Regions from separate parts of the Mus musculus genome. Here all the other regions are linked to region 3. The links are chromatin loops, found by intact Hi-C in ENCODE. Cell type or tissue: heart. All regions are shown on one strand.

Evidence for each region. A loop is a pair of places that touch in the nucleus more often than their neighbours do. Peaks named below come from ENCODE experiments on the same cell type or tissue, not always from the same donor. Only the 100,000 strongest peaks of a DNase experiment are listed, where the experiment ranks them.
Region 1: a loop joins it to region 3, with 2.7 times the contacts of the local background. A loop is called at or near these places in 4 of 42 quality-filtered maps.
Region 2: a loop joins it to region 3, with 3 times the contacts of the local background. A loop is called at or near these places in 10 of 42 quality-filtered maps.

Annotation. Positions count from the first base shown.
Region 1 is chr16:35,224,820-35,232,819 of GRCm38, forward strand. The region is part of intron 1 of Adcy5 (adenylate cyclase 5); the gene reads left to right. It overlaps Gm46550 (a long non-coding RNA gene), which reads left to right and starts at 4,353. Exons shown (of 3, transcript XR_001781915.2): 1 at 4,353-4,362; 2 at 7,105-7,107. In heart, no CTCF peak of the experiment used is centred here; DNase peaks (open chromatin) are centred at 24 and 4,902; H3K4me3 peaks cover 564 bases; H3K27ac peaks cover 6,519 bases; H3K27me3 peaks cover 554 bases.
Region 2 is chr16:35,051,539-35,059,538 of GRCm38, forward strand. The region is part of intron 3 of Hacd2 (3-hydroxyacyl-CoA dehydratase 2); the gene reads left to right. Among named protein-coding and RNA genes, the nearest start is that of Hacd2, 33 kb to the left of the region's middle. In heart, a CTCF peak has its summit at 4,990 (motif pointing right); no DNase peak of the experiment used is centred here.
Region 3 is chr16:35,152,000-35,159,999 of GRCm38, forward strand. Adcy5 (adenylate cyclase 5) reads left to right here and starts at 2,865. Exons shown (of 21, transcript NM_001012765.5): 1 at 2,865-5,236. The coding sequence starts at 4,100. In heart, CTCF peaks have their summits at 3,881 and 4,570; DNase peaks (open chromatin) are centred at 2,302, 3,182, 3,872, 4,372 and 1 weaker place; H3K4me3 peaks cover 6,119 bases; H3K27ac peaks cover 4,461 bases; H3K27me3 peaks cover 4,945 bases.

The sequences.
Region 1 (8,000 bases), 73 kb after region 3:
CCGAGGACAAATGGCGCTGTGCTTCCTTTCCAGGGGCAGAGCTGTTTATAGCTTTAGGTTCTTGACACGCGCTCGCAGGCTTTCGCATGCACAGACTTGATAAATAAGTCCCCCGCTCTGGACTCCGAGGCAGATAGAGACTCGATGACAGATACTAAGCAGGCCCATCTATTTCCCCTCAGACCACAACCTGAACTTGGAAGGGACCGTAGTAGGGTGTTAGTGGAAGATGGGGCCCTGGAAGGGGAAAAAGTAGATGGGAGCTTCCTTCCCCTGAGGGTGATCTGCGAAGGCTCACGTTCAGGGAGGAGCTGGGGATGCTGAAGAAAGAGACTGACTAGGAAAGACATGCCAGGGTCTGTGGTATGGACACTCTGTTCGTCATTCCGAGTTCGTCGCCTCCTCTGTGGTCTGTGCTCTTTTCCACTCCTCATTGTCAAGAGGCCTCTGTGCATTCATGCCTCCCTGGACTTGTGGGGAAAGACCATTCTGAATCATGTCAGTATATCCCTCCTAGACTCCTTGGACGCATGTCTCCTTTGCAGCCCCATGTCCCTCGTACATCTAGTCATGAGCCCAGACTCAGTTCCTAACAGGCATCTCTCCTTGCAACTGCAGGCAAATGATCCTCCTTGGAATCAGGGAGGGGAAAGGTAGCTTAGTGGTTGAGAGCATGGGTTTCTGAATCAGCGAGCCCTGGTTCGGGTTCCAGCTCCATCACTCCCCAGATCTGTGGCCTCAGCCTCTTGGTACTCACTTTCCTTGTGTATAGCATGGGATTTGTAACTGCACCCAGCTTTTAGCATTATCTTGAGTGTTAGATGCAGCTATACCTGCACCCGGTAAGCAGTCAGTGGACAACGGCCAGCCTCACTGTCACCGTGACATTCCTTTCTATCTTGCCAGCTAACTACAGTGACTGCTAACTACATTGTGACCAAGCCGAGCTTCTCATCTGGCAGACAAGAGCTCACCTTCTGGACCATTTGAGTGACACAGCCTAGTTACCTGCTGTCCTCTGGTTACCATGCTGTGGTAGCCTCTTTTAATTTTTTGGCTGTGTTCAGTTTGTTATGTATGTGAGTATTTTGCCTGCATGTCCGTATGTTTATCTGGTGCCCACAGAAGTCAGAAGAGGGCACAGGATTCCCTGGAACTGAGTCACAGATGGTTGTGAGCCACCATCTATGTGTTGGGAACTAAACTCAGATCCCCTGTGAGAGCGACAGATGCCCCCTACCCACTGAACAATCTCTCCAGGCCCCTCTGGTTGCCTCTTTTCTGACCCAGCTGTACTTTTGACTTTTGGGGACAGTTGTTTTATCTGAAAAATTTACCTCAAGCAGATAATTTCCTGCTCCCAGCCAAACTGCTGCCTTCTCCTTGATGCCTGTCCTGACCTCTGTGACTCAAACAGACATTTGAGTCTTAACCCAGTGTTGATCTCCCAGATCTGTCTGTGTATTCTCTCTTGGTTTTTTGTTTGTTTGCTTGTTTTCTACCTTAGTTATCAGTTCTCTGAAGGCAGGGCCATGTCCCACCATGCTAGTCACACACTGACTGGGCCTCCTTAATATACAGCATTAGTAGCAGGCCAGGCATAACCAGCCGAGAAATAGAAATCAAATACTAGGAAACTTGCCCTGAATTTATAGGAATCAAAAAAGTCAAGAGATTTATGCTAAGGTGTCCAAGAGAACTCGTGGAAGAAATGGGATGACCTGATCCTCTGCCACCCGGGGTCTCTTGGCCTCTTGGCCTTAGTCTGCAGTTCAGCAGGTGTCAGTGATGGGAGCTAGGACTTATCTGAGCGCTGCAGAGAATTTGCTCTGGCAAGGATAACCTATTTAAGTGACATGAGCTGGATCCCAACAGGGGCCTGGCTCACTCCTCTGTCAAAGGAGTCAGATCTCTAGCACCTCCAGGGATGGGGTTGAGAGGTGGGGAGTCGTGGGCATTTGTGTGAGACCCTGCAACTAATAGGACTTTGTCTCTCTCCAGACTGTCATCTTCTTAATCCTGTTCTGGCTTTTGGAACAGCACCAGTGAAAGTTGAATAGCTTCTAGAGAGTTCCTCACTGCAGAGGACTCACAGCCTCTCTGTCTTTTCCTCTGCTTGTCAGTGCCAAGGCGACCCAGGTTCAAAGGCAGCTTTGCAGACTCTGTTGCCTTCGTGCACGTGGTCCCCTTAAGAGAACCTGGTTGACACATCCCCAGACTCGCCAATGCTCATTTATCAGGGAAGTCTCCATTCACTTTCCTTTTCATGCCACTTCTGTGGGCCCAGACTTCCAGAGACGACTTCATCCCATCCTCTATCCCAGCAGGCTTATGTGCCCTGGGTATGGGGACATAGCGGTGGTGGTTGCAGGGTGCCAGACTCACCATTGTCCCCACAAGGTCCTCATGTTCTCGTCCCTGAAGATGTGCATACAGAGAGCATGTGATGTGGGTTTGGAGAAGTCAGGGCCTTTTCCACTCCTATCTGAGCCATTCAAGGAACTCTAGTTTGTTCTTTCACAGAGGCAGAAGCAGCACACCATTCTCTCCTCACCCAGTGCACTTAGCATGAACTCCCCTGAGGGCCTAATAGCTAATCTGCTTCTGTTGGTCAACATTTCATCACTGACAAAATACCTGAGGAAGACCTATGGAGAGAAGGAAAATTACAGAAGAAAATATGTAAAGAAGGACATATGTATTGACTCTTTGTTTCAGTCCTTGGATAGCTTTGCCTCTAGGCCCACGAGATGAGTCATGGCAGAAAGGCACAGGAGAGACATGCTGGTGTCCATCTAGGAAGGAAAGGGGAGGCCACGTAGAAAGGGGCGGGGACAAGATACACCCTTTAGAGGCATGCTTCAATGACCTGCTTTCTCTGACCGTCCTCAACTTCTGGAGACCCAGATCAGAAACTCATCAATAGCTACTAACTCATCAATGCCTGATCCATTGATGAAGTTAGTGCCATCACTGTCTAATAGCCTGTCAACAGCACTGCCATCGAGTTACCTAACCTTCAACACAAGAGTTTAGGGTCCGTTTCATATCTTGGACCCTATCACGTCCCCATGGGGCATTGATGTGTTATTTCCGGCACACTGGGGTGTGCGTGCTGCTTTTAAAACCTCAGCAGAGTGGAGGATGAAGGATGGCTAGGGTTAACATAGTCCCAGATATTAGCATGACTGACTCCATGATGGAAATACCATTTAGGCTGTAAAACTCAGTACATAGTACCACCTGCCAAGACTAAAAAAAAGGACTAACCTGTCAAAGTTCATAGAATTTCTGGCTTCTGTAGTTCCACTTTTGGCTCACTGTTCTTGTTAATTGAAGTATGTCAACTCAGAATGTGGCTTTTGTGCTTAAAAGCTTGCCCTGAGAAAGGCTCAGGGCTATCCCAAACACCCATAGCAGTCACTGGCTTGCTAATAAAGACTTTCTATTGGTTTAAACCCATGTCTGAGCTGTCTTCTCTGGTGGAAACCCACAACAGCCGGGGTGGGTTTCTTGGGCTGCAGAGCTCTCTGTCTGGACACATGAGGGTGAACTGAGATGCAAGAGGAGGCATTAGGCAGGCTAGTACTGAAGCTCAACTTTCAGGAGCAGGTAGAGACTCATGGATGAGAGACAGCATCATGCCAGCAAGCAGATGACCTTCATGGCTGAGGGGTCAAGGAGCCCAGGTTCTGTGGCATGGCCAACAGAAGGTAGTGCCCGCTTCACCTGGGACAGATAAGGCATCTTCTCCCAGATCATCTAGTGGCTTGTTTTAGATTTTTGGGGGCTGTAGATATGAAGGAGGAAGAAGCCCAGGAGACTGGAGACTTGATGGGCAGGGCCACAGCCCACTTCCCTTCTCGCTACAAAGTCCTCAGGCACTCTACTTGGCCTGCCTTCTAAGGACCCCTCACTCAATCCTCAGCCCCATGAGGAGCCTATATGAGAGTCATCCTTGAAGTCAGCAGTGAGGCCCTTGGCTAGCTCCTGCTTCCCTGCCCTTGGCGGTATGGAGATCTGTTAGTCCAGGATGGTTTCTGAGTTGGCCCAGGTTAGCCTGTGCTTGCTGATAGCCTCCAGAGAAGACTGGAGCTTGGCTCTCACCCGAGGCAAAGACTTCCATTCCCCTAGCTTTAGGTAAGGAATATTCAGCCTCTGCTGTTGTCTTGTCAGTCCTAGCCAGGGTCTCAAGAGGCCACCGAACAGAGAAAGGGGACCTTTGCCTTCAGGTGGGTGGTCCCATGTCTGGAATCCTTCATGGGATAGCCCAGAATGTCACCCACAAAGGGCACGGAGCTGGTGTTAACTCCAGCTCTTGCCCAGTCCTCCAAGCCCGGGAGAGAGAAGCGTCTGTGGGTAGTGTCTGTGAGTAGGGTCGGAATGCAGCTTGGCTCAGGGTGTGTGTCTGGGCGTGGGTCACTTTCCTGGGACATCCTCTAATGAAGCACCCAGCTTTGAGCCTGATGCCCTCCCCTGGCTGCAGGGGGTTGGCATTGTGTGTGTGAGTTGGGGGCTCCCCAATCTTGCTTTCCCCGTCCATCTAAGCCCGGACAGACAGTGGAAGAATTGCTTCTCCAACCTTTTAGATGATCGCTTTATTGAGTCTTCACGGTCCCCAAGAAGTAGCTCGCACCGTCCTTGTCTTGTAGGTGAGGAATTCAAGTCCAGGTTACTCACAGCCATCACGTGAAGTACTGAAGACCCTACCTAAGCTTTGGGTTCTCTGAGGCCCGAGCTCTGTTTGTTCTCGCACCGTGCTTCGTCTCCTTGACATTCTGCAGAGCCCGTGTCCTCTTTCCTCGGGGCCCTGTCTCCCCACCTGCAGCGTTCAGCCACCGTGCGCTTCCTTCCTTCATGAACTCCATGTCTGCTTTGTGTCTGGGCTTGGTCCCAGCTCTTGTCAGGACTACTGCCCAGAAGCCTTCGTCGGTGTCTGGAGAGGCTTTGAGTCTTCACATCCCCAGCCACGCCTGTTTCCTCCGGCTTTGTGTGCTGTGCACAGAAAGGAGAAGAAAGGAGAAGGAAGCTGAAGTGAGACTGGGGGAGGGGAGGCTGCCACCTGCAGACTGAGTTCTGGAAACCTCTCTGCTTACAGCTTGCCAGTGAGGGGCAAGGCTGAGATACTGCCACAGTCACGGGGTAGGGTAGGGTGGCTTTCAGAAGGAGTTCATATCTTCTGTGTGATAGTCCCCATGTGGCTGGTCCAGGTTAGTAACCCTCTTCTTCCCTTTATTGCCCTGCTATGCTACCTGAGTCCATTTTCTTTATCCCCCCCAACCCCACCGTCACCCCGGGGAAAGCTAGGTCAGAGACTATCTGTGTTCCAGTCTAGAAGAAAATGGCAGTTGGGGGTTGCTGGGACAGACCGGGTGGGGCTTGTGCGAAGTTGGAATGAGCAGTGATGTGGAAGCCTCGCGTGTCACTTCTGTTCACACCCCTGCCTGAACACCATCACTTGGCCATACCTAGCCGCCAGGCCGGACTAGGCAGCATTGTCTCGCTGAGTCACACTTGGTAAGTGTGTACTATTTTGGAAAGAAGGGACAATAAATTGAGTTGGACAAACTACCATACTCTGTCACAGCCTTTAAGCAAGTGTATTATTTTTAAACCAGAAGGTTCTAAATTCTCTACCTAAAGAAGAGGTGTTGTGATTATGGCCCGTGAAGCAGACCTCCAGAGACCTTGAGACATCTTCTGGAGCAGAGGGAGCAGAAAGACAGGCAGTGTATAGGGGAGCGTCACCCACACTCTGTCCCTGGATGCTTTCCCCATGTTTCCATCAGGAATGGTGCGGTTTAACGGTGGCCCTCTGCTCCCAGGCTAGGAGGTCATTGGCCTCAAGGGAGTCTGATTCCTCCTGCATCACGCAGCAGGCCAGGGGTGCTCCTGTAGCCTCGGCACAAGACCCGTTCACCTGCCTGCATCCTGTTGGCAGCACAGCTGCCAGAGACGGGGCAGAGCCCCGTGGGTTTGCTTAGAGAAGCTGAATCATCACGATGAGGAGTCCCACAGACCCAGGATGCCGGTGTCCTCCAGGAACAGCTGAAACCCATGTGCTGTGTTCTTCCTGCTTTTCATAAGAAGGAACCTCCTGAGGCCTAGAGAGGGGAGGATCTGGCCACACCGGCCAGTCCTGGGGTGGGGCAGGGAAGGAGAGAGAGAGCAGACAGTCTGTAATCCAGATCAGATCATTTGCTATTCCCAAGCCTTTTCATGAGGCTGCAGAGCTATCCTCCCACTCAAGGGACATACAGACAGGTCTTAGGGCTCATCTCTCTGATGATGGAGATTTCTTCTCCAGCCCTTAGTGGCCATAGTATGTACTATTTTCATCTGAGCAGCTTTTGCTTGGTTTTGACACAGGTGGGAACCCCTCTGGGCCCCATGTCATGATCAGGGTCAGGCAACACTGACTGCAGGTCTGGGACGTTCTTCATGGGTAAGCTGGGATATCTGAGACCTCGTAAGGATCCGTTAGCCTTCAATTCCCTGGCTTAGCAGACAAGGGGTTACTGGTACCCGCTGTGTGTTTGCCTCCGTTCAGAATGATGGAGACATGATGGGTTAGTACAGAAAGAAGCCAAGCCAGACCCGGTGGCATCTTCAGCCATTCCTCACTGGGTCAATCACTAGGAGCACTGCTAGCCCCAGCCCATGCTGTGTCGCACCCCTGACACCTGTACACACTGTCTTGTTACAGGAGTCATCAGTACCACCGTAGAGATGAATGCAGGCTACGTGGCTTCCAGGAGGCTTTATGCTTTTCCCAAGTCACAAGGCTGGACTTGGCATGTCCTGGCTCTCAACATAGCATCCCATCCATTGTGTCTCCTCACCTCGGGCACTCTCAGAACCCAAAATTCCCTGCTGAAGCACCTGGCAGAGCTGGCAATACGGCCTAGTATGAGAAACACCAGGTGCCCCTTTGTCCATGAGGCAGTGGATTCATCCAGGACAGCCCTCACTGAAACTGTCCTCAGTCTGTCCTCTATTTGCAGTTGGATGGGAATGGCTGGCTGGAAGTTTCCCTTTCTCTGTAGTGGTTTTCTTTTAAGCCTTCCCACATTTTGACTGGCCATGGCTGGGCATATAGCTCAGTTGGTCGAATCCTTATCTAGAGTTCAGGAGGCCCTGGGTTGCGTCTCCAGTGCCTACACAGCCTCTGGGTGATGACACATGTCTGTCATCCCAGCCCTTGGAGGGAGAGACGAGGGAAATCAGTAATTTGTCTTTTGCTACATAATAAGTTTGAAGCTAGCTTGAGCTGTATGAGAAAACACATTTTGCCATCCCTGGAGGTGAGGAGATGGGAAGGGATATAGGTGGCTGGGGTGGGCAAAAAGTTAGGGGTGCATGGGAAAGCTTGGAAGTGCTGCCTTTCACCTGTAGGGTAGAAGCAGGAAGTTGGCGTTTAGGTGCGGCCGCATTTCCCTCCCCTGAACCCTTTCCCTCCACCCCCACCACCCCCATCCCCCTCAACTGTCACCAGTGCTCACGCAGAACAATGAGCGCTTGTCTGACTCGGTGGAAGCAGGAGGAGGAAGCCGAGCCTGGGAGAGGATAATTGTTCTCCAAGTTGAGATTTTTTGGAAGAGAGAAACTTTATTGCACTTGGATTATAAATAAACTTCTCTCCCACAAACCTTCTTGCCAGGCCACAGAGCAAACTCTTCCTTCTGCCAGAGGTCAGGGAGCTGCAGTAGTCGTTGGTGGGTGGGTGAGGCCACTGTGCTGAGTTTCCAAGGCGCCTCTCAGCCCCTGAGCCTCTTCTCATTCACACGCCGCCTCCTTCAAACCCTATCTAATGTGGGAATGTCTTTGCTTTTCCACACTGCCCCGTCTTCATGGTTCCCACAATGTCGTCAGGAGCCTTGGCGTGGCATTGGTTCTGAAGAGCTCTGGCTTCCTCTGGGATTCCCCACAGATCCAGGATGGGCCAGGTGGGTGTGGGCTGTGCAGTGTGCTACAAGTCAGTGGTGCCCTGGGGAGCCAGC
Region 2 (8,000 bases), 100 kb before region 3:
TTCTGTGAGCTCCAGGCCAGACAGGGTTACATAATGAGACCCTGTTTAAAAAAACAAAACAAAGTTGAATCTAACCTTTGAGTCTATGGTTTCCTCCTCCTCTGACCCTTCATGTACACGTATGGCAGATGCCACTTCCTCACTGCTGTTTATGCGCTTACACACAACATGTATACACACACACACACACACACACACACACACATATATACACACACACATATGAAAGTAAATATGTAAATATATGTTTTTAGGACTGGCCACTTGGGATTGGCTAATCATTTGAGGGGCTCATCCCTAGGGAAGACTAATTTTCTCTCTCAGCAGTCTTTAATTGCCCGTAGCTCTTCATCTGTACATAAGGTCCCCTGGAATTTCCCTCCCCTTGTTCAGATCTTGTTTAAACAGCTATATTGTTGATATTTTATGAGTCCAGCTTCCCTGTCACATCTAGAAGACACAATCTTGCAGCAGACTTTCTGGTTCCTCTGGCTTTTACAGTCTTCCTGCCTGCCCCCTCTTCCTCAATGTTCTCTAGGCCTTAGGGTAAGTGTTGAGTTATAGATATATTAATTGGGACTGAGCACGCACAGTCAGTTCCTCTCTACCTTTGGACTGGTTGTGGCTTTCTGTAATGGTATATCTACCTTACCTGTAGGTATAAGGTTAGCTCCAGTCTTGACACTTTGATGGCCAGTGCTTCCCCCTCTGAGCTGCATTCCAGTTCACTCTCTATTTCCTTTCTTCCATGGGTGCCACTGTCTCCATGTCCATAGTCAGTGTCCTCAGGTCCTGCCCTGGTTCTCTGGGCATTGTCTTCCCTTCTCGTACTTGAGTTATGCATAGCACCCTCTTAATTCCCAACCACACCTGTGCCCACACTCTAGACTTGCACACTTCTTAGATCTCCCCTCCTTGATGCACACCAGGACCAGCTCCTCAGCAAGACCCCACATCCCCAGACTCACTCTGCCTGTGAATTCTCTTTGTCAGGGGAGCCACCAGCCACAGCCTTTCAGTCACCCATGCTAGACCTAGAGTTCCTCACAGACACCTCCTTCTCTCATACACTATCCCCAAACTATCACTCACATTTGTCAATTCCATTCCCCAACTGTGTTTCAGATTGTCTTGTTTTTCATCCCTGTGCAAGAGTTCAGAGCATCTCATCAGACTCCCATGTGGGTTTTCCTGAGGCCATAGATGCACAGTGTGCATAGCAGCAGCCAGCATTCATTTCCTGCTGTGCTCCACTACCTCTGTGTGTTATGTCTTAACTCTCCTCTCCATGAACAGTTGACAAGACCCAGTGCTAGATTTCATATCTCTAATCTCACCACGAATGAGGTAACACAGATGTTAACCTTCCATATTGTATGTCTCCAACCATGTAATATATTTTGATGCAAAGGTTGTTTTTTAAAAAAAATCTCAAATATTCTATTTTACCAATAAAGATGTGGGAGTCAGCTGTTGGGGTGAAAGCCTGCTTGCTCAGAGAGGCAGAGAAAGTACCTGCTGACCTGTCTTCTCAGCAGACATCCCAAAAGGAAGTTCTCCCTCTCCACAGCATCTCAAAAACCCATCAAACTAAATATCCATCCCTTCTATTTCCTGTGTGTCTATCTGTCCTCCCGACTTCCTCCTATTCTTCACTGTTCTCCTGTGTTCACTCCCTGTCAATAGGTGCTTGTTCTGCCTCTTGACCTATATAGATGACTTTATTTAGTCCTATTTACAATAAACAGATAGCTCTTGGATTAAAGGTGTGTGGTAGGGCTGAGCCACACCACAACTAGGAACAGGTTTTCCAGTAAATAACACAATCTCGAAGTGCTCCTCCAAGATGAGATCAGCCCTGTTCCCTGCTCTGTTGCCCTCTCTTCATCCTGGAGACTCTGCCAACTCACAGCACCGAAGTTGCTGCAGCCCATCAGATGGGCCAAGCCGCTCCTGAAGTGACCTTGGTAAAAGTTGCACTGTGTGAACCTAAAACACCTATTTCCCTCAACTGCAGGCAGCCCTCCTGGGGCCCATTTCCTCCTGTCCCTACATGTCTGCTGTATCTCTCTCCTGCAACTTTCTGGTGTGGTCCATCTTCCATCCTCGTTATGGCAGAATCACTTCTTTCCCCTCAGTCCCTTCTGGGGATCCTAAAAGTCCCGCCTCTGTCTCCCTGCCAGCCATTGGCTGCCAGGAACTCTTTTGGGCAGGCAAAAACCAACTGGGGACAGTTAAATAATTAATGATAACAATAAAATAAGTTGTTTTAGCATTTACCTAAAGAGAGCCTGCCTGCCTGCCTGCCTTTCTTTCTTTCTTTCTTTCTTTCTTTCTTTCTTTCTTTCTTTCTTTCTTTCTTTCTCTCTCTCTCTCTCTCTCTCTCTCTCTCTCTCTCTCTCTTTCTTTCTTTCTTTCTTTCTTTCTTTCAACTCATAAAACTGCAGTTAGTTCATTTTTGGAATAGTGGTTTATTTTCTCTTGCCATTTTGGGAGTTTACTACAAGCACTTAGTCTTTTAGAAATTTACAGCCTTAAAATGTTGGGTTTTTTTTTCTTCTTCTTCTTCTTCTTCTTCTAAATTAATGAAAAAAAATCTGGCTCAATCAGGCTGGGAGTGCTTGTGAGCTCTGTGGCTTCTGGGAGTAATACAGATCTTCTACACCTTCATTTCTGTCTGAGTAAAAGGAGCTAATGACCTTGCCATTGTGAATGTCAACAGGGCAAGAGCAGAGCATGCAACAGTGTCTGTAGGTTGAAAATTACTCAGTAAAGTGATGACTGTTATTATTAATATGAGAATAGTACAGTGTTATATTTTTCTGAATCCCGTATAATAGTCAGTAGTCAGATCATTTAAATGTTAGGGTGATAGCTCAGTAGGGGAGACCAATTGCTGTGAAAGTATGAAGATCTAAGTTCAAATCCCCTGTACTCATGTAGAAAGCCAGGCATATTCGTACATGTCTATAACCTCAGCTTCGGGAAACAGAGTCAGGCGGATCCTGGAAGCTCTGTGGCCATCCAGACTACTGAAATGGGGAGCTTCAGGCTCAATGAGAAAAACCCTGTCTCAGACAGATAAGACAGATCAGTAGAGGAAGACAGGACATCTTACCTCCTCCTCCACCCCCACCCCCCCACCCCCGCCACATGCACACACACCCACATGCCAACAAAAAAAAAAATTTAAGGGCTAACAAGATGGCTCAGTGGATAAAAATACTTGCCAGGCAAGCCTGAAGTCTTTTGAGTTCAATCTCTGGAACCCAGGGCAGGAGGAGAAGCAATTCCTTAAGTTGTCCTCTGACTGCCACACATGTACCGTGATATGCACATCCCAGTACTCATACATCCATCCGCCACCCCACCCCACCCCACCCCACCCCTTGCCCCTGCCCCCTGCCCCCTCTCAGTTACTTTTCTGTTGCTGTGGTGAGACTCAGGCTTTCCAGGCTCCACCATGGAGAGCCATGTGGGTGGTAGGTTGCCAGAGCTAGCCTTCTAGCCCTTTCTGGTACTGCCTTCCCCTTTTATTCAAATGCAGTGGTGGGCCACATCCGCATTGCATAGCTCTGTCAGAATAGTACTAAGTGAACTGAGACCTTTGCCAACTCAGTTGCTTCCTTCAGACTACACCGGCTTAGCCTCCTTGTTCTAGTTCATTCTGTTGCTTCCTGATATATTTTCCTCCCATGACCCACAAAAGAAAAAAAGTGGTGTTGGCACCTACATGTTCTGCTCCTGTTGCACAAGATTTCCATTCTTGTTCTCTGAATAAACTGCTTCACACCTCTAGCTTTGCACTCTAGCACCTACTTTGCCAGGAACACCCAGCTCTGCTACTTGTTCCCTGCTTTGCACAAACATGCCTCAACGTAGAAAGAGGGGAGAAGTAGAGTGTGCTCTTTAGGACCCCAAGGCAGCTGCTCAGGGCTGTGCAGGCTGCCTGCACCTCATGAGCATTCAGTATCCAAGGTCTATGTAAAACCTGGGTGTCTGTGCCCACTTGCAGTTTAGAAGGCTACTTTGTGAAAAGAGCCCAGAAGCTTCCTTCTGCTGCCCTTGAAGGAGAAGCCCGAGTTTGTGATTGCAAACATCTTTGAAGGTATTAAAAATTTCTCCTCCTCCTCACCCATGTCATAAGTAAGGTTAGTTAGTGGTCTGAGTGGCGAGGATGTGCTGGAGGTGTCAGTGTGCCCGTGTGAGTGTCAGCAAGTGCACTGCGAGCATAGTAGTGTCACTGCCATTCTTGGTGCATTTTGAAAGTCATTTAAGAAAGCAGAAATGGGGTAAAATCAACACTATTTTTATGGTTTTTTTTCTCTGTATGTGTGGTTAGTCTTGAGACAGTCTGGAATCACCTGGGAAGTGGGCATCTGGGCATGCTTATAGGAGATTATCTTAAGTTCATTGAAGTAGGAAGACCCACTCCCTGTGGGTTGTACCATTCCCTGGCTGGGCTCCTGGACTGTGTAAAAAGGGAAGAGTGAGCCAGCCATGTACAACATTCATTGATTTCTTCATCGTAACCACAGACAGTGTAAGCAGTTGCTCCTTTTGTTTAGCTTTCCTACTGTGGTGGACTGTACCTTGAACTGAGACAAAATAAACACTTCCTTAAATTGCTTTTGTTAGTACACAATTGTTGTTGCAGAAAAGTAACTGAGGCAGTGTGTGCATGTCTTTGGGTAGGGTGCATGCATGCATAGAGAGGACAGAGGCTGACATCAGACATCTTCCTCCCTCCACCTTTTTGAGGCAGGGCCTCTCACTGAATCTGGAGCTCACCAGCTCAGCCACACTGGCTGTTTAACAAGCCCTAGGAATCTGCCTGTCTCCTCCCATCTCAGCGTTGAGACTGTAGGCATCCATCTCCACACACAGCTTTCATGTGGCTGCTGGGGATCTAATTCACGCCCTAATGCCTGTATGACAGGCGCCAAGGACTGATTCAGTTTTCTAGAATATTTTCCCACAGTTGTCACTAGAGGGCACCGTTGTTTTAAAAGAGGATAGTCTTTGGGAAGTCTTTTCTAATAAAAATGTATAGTATGAACCGCTAGCTGAAGCTGATTGAACAGTCAGCAGAGAAAGGGGGTATGGGTAGGTGCTTTTATATTGCTATCTCTTGAGTCAGTCATCAATGATGGAAATAATGAAACAACTAGAACTTTGTGTATTATCTGGGAGGGCCTTGTCCAATATTTCTTAATTATATCTTTAAGCTGAACACAGCTTGGTTTGTCCATGAAAGCAAGTGTTCTACTTTAGAAATTCCCGATGAGACAGTTTGTGGCAGTCTGAAGTCAAGAAAACATTCTATTTATATTCTTAGTTTCAAAAGCCAGATCAGACCAGTGAAAGTGGAAACACTGTCCAGAGACCAAAATGAGACATGTAACATCTGTTGAGTCATCTTTCAGAAAAAGAATTATTGGGGTCAGCAAAATGGTTTAGTGAGTAGAAGCACTTGCCACCAAGCCTGACCTGTGTCCAGTTCCTGAAACTCACGGCCTTCCGCAGTTGTCCCTGACTTCCATGTATGTGCTGTGTCATGCATGCACCTGTCATCCCAAAAGAAATTCTGTTTTTTTCAACTTTTTAAATTACTTGCTGTTTAATTCTGTGACAGTTGACTAGGTAAATCCTGAAATAAAAGGAACACACACTTGATGTGTGAGCAACCTCTCTGCATCTTTGTTCTTGTTAACTAAGGCAGTCTTGCTGTGTTCCAACTGACCTGACCGGGATTATGATGTTTATCATATTCTTGACTTTTTGGTAGTGAGCCTTGCCTTTAACAACCGAGCCATCTTTCCAGCCTAGTTCATTATATTTTTTACTCAATTTGAGAAACCTTTTATCAACTCAGTTTTTACGGATAATTTTGAAGGAATATATACTTCTTTGTTTACAGATATAAAGTTCAGTATATATTCTCTTTTTAAAACAGCTATTCTATATCATTGCTTATATATTTTGTTCATTTGGCCAATTAAAGTGCCCTAAAATTATCAATGTCATCTCATTTCCCTGGGATCTCCTGTGGCTTTTGTTTTAGCAAAAACGGTTGCTGTGGGAGGTAGAAGGATTGCCATCAGCTTTTGTTTTGGTTTGTTTTTCACTTTTTGAGACAGGGTTTCTCTGTAGCACTGGCTGTCTTGGACTATAACTCACAGAGGTTCACCTGCTGGAAGCAAAGGCATGCATGTGCCACCACCCAACTTTCTTTTGATCTTGGGGTTTTTATTGCAGTAATAGACACCAAAGTAGGACATACATAGATAAACATTTATATAATAAAATACATCTAAATTCTGTCTCTTCTCTCTCTCTCTCTGTGTCTCTGTCTCTGTCTCTCTTTCTGGCTCTGTCTCTCTCTTACACACACAAGGCTTGAATCCCCCAAGGCTTTATACATTGCTAAGCAAGTACACTGCATTAAACTATATTCTCAGCCTCCTTTTGACTTTGATTTTTAGTGAGGTCTTGTAAACAGTTCTTCCTGGCCTTGTATGTGTGATCCTCCTGGCTCTGCAGCCTGCGTAGCTTGGGTTGAAGGCATGTACCACTGCAGATGGCACAGTTGACTGCTGTTCCCCTTTCATTGTACTTTGTCTGGTATTAGGATATGACCTACACCTTATTTTGTTTCCATTTGCCCAGTCGCCTTTGTTCATTCTTTTATTTGTGCCCCTTTAAGTGACTTTTTTCTTATTTATTTATTCACTTACATCCTGATTGTGACTTCCTCCCTCCTCTTCTCCCAGCCCCACCCTCACAAACTTCTCCCCCATCACACCCTTCCATTTTTCTTAGAGAAAGACAAGTCCCCCTTGGGTACCACCCCACCCTGGGATATCAAGTCAAAGCAGGACTAAGCGCATCCTTTCCCACTGAGACCTGACACAGCAGTCCAGTTAGGGAAAGGGGATCCAGTGGTAGGCAACAGAGTTAGGGTAAGTCCCCCACTCCAATTGGTAGGGGACCCACATGAAGACTAAACTGCACATCTGCTACAAATGTGTGTGGGGCCTAGGTCCAGCCCCTGGATGCTCTTTGGTTGGTGATTGAGTCTCTGTGAGCCCCCATAGGCCCAGGTTAGTTGACTCTGTAGGTCTTGTGGTGTCCTTGACTCCTTTGACTCCTTCAGTTCTATCCTGCACTCTTCCACAAGGCTCCCCAAGCTCTGCCTGAAGTTTGGCTGTGAGTCTCTACATCCGTTTCCATCACCTGCTGGATGGAGCCTCTCGGGAGACAGTTATACTAGGTTCCTGTCTGGGATCATAACAGAGTATTAGTAGTAGTGTCAGGAATTGGTTCTTGCCCTTGAGATGGGTCTCAAGTTGGATCAGACATTAGTTGGCCATTCCCTTAATCTTTGCTCCATTTTTATCCCTGTGCATCTTGTAGGCAGGATAAATTTTGGATTGAGGTTTTGTGAATGGTTTGGTGTTCCCCTCATACCACTGGGAGTCCCATCTGGCTACAGGAGGTGGCCACTTCATTCTCCATATCTCTCAGCTAGGATCACCCCCATAAACTCTCGGGAGCCTTCCCTGTGCCTGGTCTCAAGCTCATTTCAGAGATGCCTTCCCATCAATTTCTGTTCTCTTTCATAGCCCTTTCTTGAGCCCTACCTCCACCCCACACCTGATCTCCATCCCTGTTTCCCTTCTTACCCCCCTCTCCCACCCATTTTCCTCCCCCATCCACTTCCAATGTCTATTTTATTTCCCTTCTGAGTGAGATTCAAGCATCCTCCTTTGGGTCCTCCTTGTTACTTAGTTTCTATGGGTCTGTGGATTGTAGCATGAGTATCCTGTACTTTATGGCTACTGTCCACTTATAAGTGAGTACATAACAATACTTGTCTGGATCTGGGTTACCTCACTCAAGATGATATTTTCTAGTGCTATTCATTTGCCTGCAAATTTCATGATGTCTTCGTTTTTTAATAGCTAAGTAGTAGTTCATTGTGTAAGTGAACCACATTA
Region 3 (8,000 bases):
CAGATTTCTGAAATATTCTAAGGCTATTATGCTCATCTTTTGATTGAGCAAATTTACTTGTAGGAATTTCTCCCAAGGCTGTAACTAAGGATGCATGTAAAGATTTATCTATCAAATTGCTTATTACCCCTAAAAGAATGGGATATTTTATGAATGACCATGAAAATGAGTAACAGTTAACAGAAGAGTGTCGCTTATGCCAGTTCCAATATACCCACACAATGGAATTTTACTCCAACAAGAAAAGGGACATTAGTCCAATGTAGTGGTATGCACTGGTAACCCCCAGTGCTCAGGAAGCTGAGGCAGGGGTCTTACAAGTTCAAGGCCAGTCCGGTTTACATAGTGAGAATGTGTTTAAACTGAGTATTGTAAATAAACTGTTTATTGACATGAAAACCATTAACATTATTATGATGCACACAGTTTTTGTTGTGGAAAAAAAAAAAAAACCAAACGAAATAATGTCAGGGTAGGGACTACTGCTAGGTTAGAAGTCCTAGGTTCAATTAGCAGGACTGGAGGATTGGGGTGGGGGGTGGGGGGTGGGGGGCAGAGAGAAGAGAGGGAGGGAGGAGGAGGAGTGAGAACAGGTTCAAGGATGCAAGGCTGCCCAGTAACCTCGCTGTCTACATGCCTTCTGTGCATGCAGTTGCCTATGTCCCAAGTGTCTCTTAAACATCTTTGCTACAATGGCAGAATTCTGGAAATGTGTTCATCTTTATGCTGGAGTAATCCTTTCCTTAAGTCAGTTGAGCAAAATTTACAGGAGGTGGCTGATTCAAACTGAGACCCTGCACCAGACTCAAGTCCCAGCAGGCCACATTGTTAATCATCTGACCTTCCCTAGGGGGACAGAGAGAGACTATGCAGGTGTGAACTTCCCAAACGTGCCAGCCTTGACAAGATAAGGAAGTCCCACTCCGGTTTCACCTTCTTTGAAATGAGCTATGCCCTCTTTGTTCCGATTCTGCCTCTTCAGCCATTTTCTGTCTAGAAAGCTGAAGCGCTTCTGTGTAGCTCATCAGATCACTCAGTCTATTACCCAGAACGAGCTGTTGCTTGATTCCCAAATCACAAAGAAAAACCAATTAAGATCACAACTAAATCTGTTCTCTTATTGGTGTTTGACACTGACAATAGAATATCCCTACAGTACCAAGAAGCTTAACAAATATTGCCCATCTTCTTTCCCTGCTGGACCTAGATTGCACCCCCAGAATCGATTTGGTACTCACAGAGGGAAACAATGGTTTTTGCCGTACACTGACAGGCTCTTGGAATCCTGTTGCCTAGTGAGTGTGGCTGAGCCAGAGGGGCTGGCCAGCTTTGCTCCCTCCCTGATTACACGAGTTCCAGACCCAGTTTGCTGTCTTTTCCTGGTAGCATCCAGCCCGGTACAATGCTTTGCAAGTTTCCAGCGCGATAGGGTTTGGCTGGCTAGGTTCGTGTTGCTTTTACTACTTAGCCAACCATAGATTACTCAAAGGCTGGAGGATTACTCAAGATCCCGTTTACGCAGATCCCTTGGAATTCTTTTTTTCTCTCCTCCCGGTTTGCAGCTCTGGCAAGGTTTATCTTCAGTTGCCAAGGAGATGAGCAGTGGAGGAGGATGTGGACCTCTAGGCTTCTTGTCAACTTTGGAGGACGGCAGAAGGATGAAGGGGCTGACAGCATACAAGTCACCCTCCCCAAGCAAAACTGCCAGAACTCCGGTTAGGACAGCTTAGGGGGTCAAGGGAGCTGAAGAGGCAGACAGACCCAGATCTTCTACTCAGCTGTCTACTCTTGTCTACCCTTGCCTTTATTCAGGAGTTCCCAGAAGGGTCATTTTTGCTTCCCTGACTGGCAAGGAGACTAGCTTGCCTGTGGGAGCATCTGGGTAGGTGTGGAAGCCAGCGTAGCACTGAAGAAAAGATCTTTGGATTGTGGGTTAGGAGACCTGTGTGGTGTATTCCAAGTTGGCTAAGTTCTTAGAGCCTCAGTTTCCACATTTGCAAATAGGAAATAGCTACACAGGCCCTGTCCCCCATCCGAGCCCATGGCTGTTACTAGAACCACATGGGATTTAAAACACATGAACAGGCAAAGGGCTCCTTATAAACGCCAGGTGTTCCCACAGCTGTCAGTGGTGTTTCCTCTTAGTAACTATGCTCCAAAGTGGTCCTGCTCGCCCCACCCTGGCTGCATCGGCCTCACCCACTGCTAGCAACTCCATCTTTTCCATCGCTGTCTTTCTGTGCCCCAGACATCCTCAGTCTCTGCATCTCCCTAGTTCATTTCCGGGTCTGGCTCTGGGTCCCTCCGTCCTCTCTAGGGACTCTGTCTCCAGTTCCCTGCGGCAGTAGCGGTCGGGGCGCCCCCCACCCGGCGCGCCCTCCGTTGGCACCGTCGCCGGGCCACAGAATCGCCCAATAAGAGCGCCGGACTCGAGTCTGACAGCTCTGGAAGCGGCCAATAGAGCCGGACCAGAGAAGGGGGGAGCAGCACCGTAGCTGAAGTTGGGCTGAATGGGGGTGGGGGAGAAAAGGGTAATAAAAAGAGGGGAGATAGGACTGGGGTCGCAGGACCCGATCGGGGGTGGATTGCCCGCTACCCAGGTCCGACGAGGGATCCGCCCGTTGACCCGGCTCCAGGCACCAGGGAGGGAGGGGCGCAGTGAAAATATAGGTGAGGAAGGGGAGCGGGGGTCCCTGCGGCTCCCGGGCCCGGCTTGAGTATGTTCGCGGGGTGCCGGGGCCAGGACGCGGGCGGCGGCAGGGCAGAGGGCGGAGGCGGCCGCACGCCGCTGTGAGCCGAGGCCCGAGCGGCGCGGGGGGCGGGGAGGCGGCGGGAGGAGGGGATGCGGAGGGCGCTCCGGCGGCGGCGGCGGCGAGCGGGCGAGAAGGGAGGAGCGGCGCGAGCGGCCGGAGCGGCGCAGGGCCCGAGGCGTGCATGGCGCGCCCGGAGCCGGGCTCCCTCGGGCCCCTCGGGAGCGCCCCCGGGGCGCCGCGGCTCTTCGGCCGGCCCTTATCGGCCGGCTGCTGTTGAGCCGCAGCCCTCCATCGCTGGATGCCGTGGTCCCCGGGAGAAGCCCGCCTGCGTTGGGGCAGAACGGCGGCGGCGCTGCGCCGGATTCCGCCCTCCGCGTAGTGGTTCTGCGCTCGGCTACGGTGGGCCAGCCGCCGGCAACGAGGAACCCAGGGCTTGCGGAGCTAGCGACTCAACCCTCGGGACCTGCCGGAACGGGCCGGCCTGCTGGGTCTGGGGGACAGGAGGAGACGAGAGGGGAAGGGCCGCACCGCAGGAGCCGGTCCTCGCCCCCGCCCCCTGCGCGGGCACGCCGGAGGCTCTGTTCGCCTTTCGCGGGGGCCACGCTCCCACTCGCGCCTCCGGAGGTGGGGGATGCGGGCGACGGCCCCCCCGGGCTCCAGGACCCTCCTCCCCGGGGCTCCGGAGCTCTTGCTCCGCCCGCCGCCCCCTCCCCCGTCCTCTCCACCCCCCATCCCACCTCCCCACCCCTCGTAAGAAAATAATGCTGGCAGGAGCCTGCACCTCCCAGTCGCTCCCAGTGCGCTGCGAGCAAAGGGCACCCGCTGCGTCTCCGTGCCGGGACCCCTGCCGAGCCGCCCTCGCCGCCACCTTGCTGGGAGAGTCGCTGCTCTCGGCTTAGGCAAAAGCCACGAGCGCCGCGCCCGGGAACTGCCAGCTTCGGAGAGGCGCCGCCCGCAAGGACACCTCTCCGTCCCGCCTGCTCCTCAACTCCCAGCCTGAGCTCGACGCGAGCCAGGAGTCCGGACATCTCTGCGTCCGGCGCAGCAGTCAGAGCTGTCCCCACTGCCACCGCTCGGAGCCAACTCCGTCTCGGACCTGGGACTCTGGACTCTAATTCGTAGCTACTTCTCACCTCGGGGCTGCGCTGTCTCCCCGCTAGCCTTCCCGTTGTCCTCCACCGCTCAGGACGGGGGTGCCACGATGTCCCGCTGCTGCGCAGGGCCCCGGGCCTCCCTCGACGTGTGACCCTAGCCTGGTCCCCCTGCTTGGCTGTCCGCCCTCTCCTTGGAGACCCCCGGCCCGGCCCCCGGGGGAAGAGGAAGAAGACGACGAGGCCGAGGGGGGGATGTCCGGCTCCAAAAGCGTGAGCCCCCCGGGCTACGCTGCACAGACAGCGGCGTCGCCAGCGCCCCGGGGAGGCCCGGAGCATCGCGCCGCTTGGGGAGAAGCCGATTCCCGCGCCAATGGCTACCCCCACGCCCCCGGGGGATCAACCCGCGGCTCCACCAAGAGATCTGGGGGAGCGGTGACCCCACAACAGCAGCAGCGCCTGGCCAGCCGTTGGCGCGGTGGCGATGACGACGAAGACCCTCCACTAAGCGGTGATGACCCTCTGGCTGGGGGCTTCGGCTTCAGCTTCCGCTCTAAGTCCGCCTGGCAGGAGCGCGGTGGCGACGACGGCGGTCGCGGCAGCAGGCGGCAGCGGCGGGGCGCGGCTGGAGGGGGCAGCACCCGGGCGCCCCCTGCGGGCGGCAGCGGCAGTTCGGCGGCGGCCGCAGCGGCCGCAGGTGGCACAGAGGTGCGCCCCCGCTCGGTGGAGCTGGGCCTGGAGGAGCGTCGAGGAAAAGGCCGAGCGGCCGAGGAGCTGGAGCCCGGGACTGGCATCGTCGAGGATGGAGACGGGTCGGAGGATGGAGGCAGTTCTGTGGCGTCAGGCTCTGGGACCGGCGCGGTGCTGTCGTTGGGCGCCTGCTGCCTGGCCTTGCTGCAGATATTCCGCTCTAAGAAGTTCCCGTCGGACAAACTGGAGCGTCTGTACCAGCGCTACTTCTTCCGCCTGAACCAGAGCAGTCTCACCATGCTCATGGCCGTGCTGGTGCTTGTGTGCCTGGTCATGCTGGCTTTCCACGCGGCGCGCCCCCCGCTCCAGATAGCCTACCTGGCCGTGTTGGCAGCTGCTGTGGGCGTGATCCTTATCATGGCCGTGCTCTGCAACCGTGCAGCGTTCCACCAGGACCACATGGGCCTGGCCTGCTATGCGCTCATTGCAGTGGTGCTGGCCGTCCAGGTAGTGGGCCTGTTGCTGCCACAGCCACGCAGCGCCTCCGAGGGCATCTGGTGGACCGTGTTCTTCATCTATACCATCTACACCCTGCTGCCTGTGCGCATGAGGGCTGCGGTGCTCAGCGGGGTGCTTCTGTCGGCTCTCCACTTGGCCATCTCTCTGCACACCAACTCCCAGGACCAGTTTCTGCTGAAACAGGTAGGGCCCCACTAGGCCACACTTGATTGAGGGGTAGGCAGACCTCGACCTGATTTTTAGAGAAAAGGGATGAAGTCTACACCAGTTAAAAGTGGTCAAAAGTAACCAGAGAGACAAGGCTTCATGCCACGCCACATCACGCCATGCCTAGCTTCTTTACCTACTAAAGACTACTCTTGTAAGGCTTGTAATGCTGTTGGCCTGGTAGAAGACATTCCTCGAACTAGTCACAATTGCCAACTTAAGCAAGAAAGGGGGATTTGAGAAATGTTCAGAGTCCCTATTTCTCTCAGAACTTCTGGTCCTGTATAAACAACACTCCCAACCTAAGTGGCTGGACCCTCTAGCAGCCGACCCCTCCTGAGCTCCTCTGGGTTTGTTAGCTAGTCCCTGGTTCCAGCCTTGTGGAAGACTGTCGCCCAGTCTTAAGGAGGAGGCTGTAACCCTGCCCCCTGAGGCTGGACTGCTGGGAGTTGTTGAGCTCTTTAAGCAGGACTGATTAAGTTAGCTTTCTCTTCCAAAGTGACCCAAGCCACAACTCTGCCTTTAGCACAAGGGGTAAGGAGCTCCTGAGATGTGTGTGATTCCCATCCCCTTTCCAGCTGGGCAGAGCACCACACTCCCTTCCAATGGACATTCCTGGATGGTGCCCCGTAGGAACTTTATATCCGTACAGGGACCTGTTGGGCAAACAAAGGACTCAGAAGGACAGCAAACTTATGATTCTAACTGGTGACTCAGGCTTGACCCCAGGGTGAGACAGTCTCCCTGGTATCCACACCCTGTTCTCTGGCCCAGTCTATGAGCCCTATGGGGCCTGTTTATTTGTATGTTGCCCAGTTGGAGCATCAACTGGGGTCTTGCAAGTGGGTGAGTGTGGCTTTAGAGCGCACCAAACACTCCTCTACCTCCTTTGGTATCTGCCTCTTTTCACAGGCCCTCTTAACAGAATTCTGTTGTTACTGCTTCCCTCCTCCTTTCCATTTCTACCTTCTTCCCAGACTTTGATCCTATTGAATTCTGCATCCTTATGGGTATGCTCTTCTGAGCCCTCTTAGTACATCCTCAAATAGGAAATAACAGCCGTATAGGTTCTGGCTCTTCAGGAGGCACTGTGACTGGGAGGAACCTCTGTGGGTCCCAAGTTTCTCTCTTACGGTTGACTATGCCCCTTCTACTCCCAGCATTCTCCGTGTGGAGCCTCGCCTCTTGGGAAGATCTCCTCTCATGGCCATGGTGGGTTTTCTCCCCCCTGCTTGGTTAACAGTGGTCCCAGAGGCAAGTTGAAACACTTGTTCTTCTCAGCCACCCATTGACTTTGCTAGTGTAACCTCCTGGGAGTTCTGAGCTCTCTGTCTCTCTCTCCCCACCCCCTTCCCCAGGTATACTAGATACTTACTAGAGATTTAGTAACATCTCTCCAGCTTGGTTGGGGTCCAGTGAGTGGACCAGGTCAAATAGGTGGTAGTGATGTTTTTTTCTGACCGGGTATCAGAAAGGGTGGGGTTTAGAGATCAGCTTTGAGCTTGAGAGCAATCTTTTAAGCTATGGTCGTTGTTTGAAAGTGTAGCTACTGTTGATATGGAGCTTCAGTCTCAGATGGGCGTTGTGTCAGTGGGGGTGGGCACAGCTATTCTTTGGAAGGAAGAGCCTTTGGTTTGTGTGTGTGGCAGTGGAGGTTTCTAGCTCAAGGTATTTACAGCATCAGACTTGAGAGCCTGAGGTCTGACAATAACAGGAAGCAGTCCCGAACATAGGCTTTCGGAGATGGAGCTAAATCCAAGCTTCGTCTTAGCATGAACAGACTGTTGCAATCTTGCTGGCCAGATGGACTTTCCCTGGTGGTTCCTCAGGCTAGCCCTTCTCTCCTCCCTTTCTACTCTACCCTTCCACACACCAGGCTTCTTTTCCCACTGTGGTCTTTAGACTTTGTTATTGGCTGCAGGTTTTGGAGTGTAGGTTTAGACTTAACTTTTTTTTTTTTTCTCTCTAAGTCTAGCAGAGCTCCATAGAAATGGGCCAAGATGGGAACACAAACATCCTTTCTGTTTGGCCTTAGAGAAAACAGCACCTTTGTTTTTGTTTGTACTTGACTTTACCATTCAGATTATGCATCACCCAGAATGTGTCTTTCTTGAGTAAAAACTGTGCTGGGTGACAGGGAAACAGTCATGGACCAGCTGCCTCAGATTGCTCTAAAGCAGCAGGTGTTGGAGGGTGTCTGGTTAGATGGTAAGTTCTTTTCCCTAAGGAAGACACATACCCAGGACAGGTGGTGATAGTAAACCTATTCTGTATTTGAGCTCTGATTCCTTCCACTCCCCACCCCCACCCCCTGCCTCTCCACCCTGTGGTGTCTTGGCCATGCAGTAGGCTGACAGTAAACTGTGCAAACATTATTTCAAGTCTGCAAGGCTAACCTCTACTCTCCTATAGCCCGGGGGCTCTCAGCATGCTTTGGTGTGTACTTTGCCCCGCCCCTTTGATGCGTGGGCTCCACCCTCGGCCCGCCCCTTTGATGCTTGGGCTCCACCCTAGGCTTGGTTAGGGAAGCAGTACTTGGCTTCTTAACATGTTGGTCTTCACTTGGAAGACTACTAAGACCGGAGGTGCAGGGGCCCCTCTTGGTGGCACTGGGTGCTCCTTCCTCTCTCCCCACCTGCTCCTTCCCTCCTCCATCCACTCGCGCACCCCTGTGGATATCTGCCCACCTACCCTTTCCTTGGCCTTTCAGCTAGTTTTACCTCCTCCTTTGGTCTTCAGC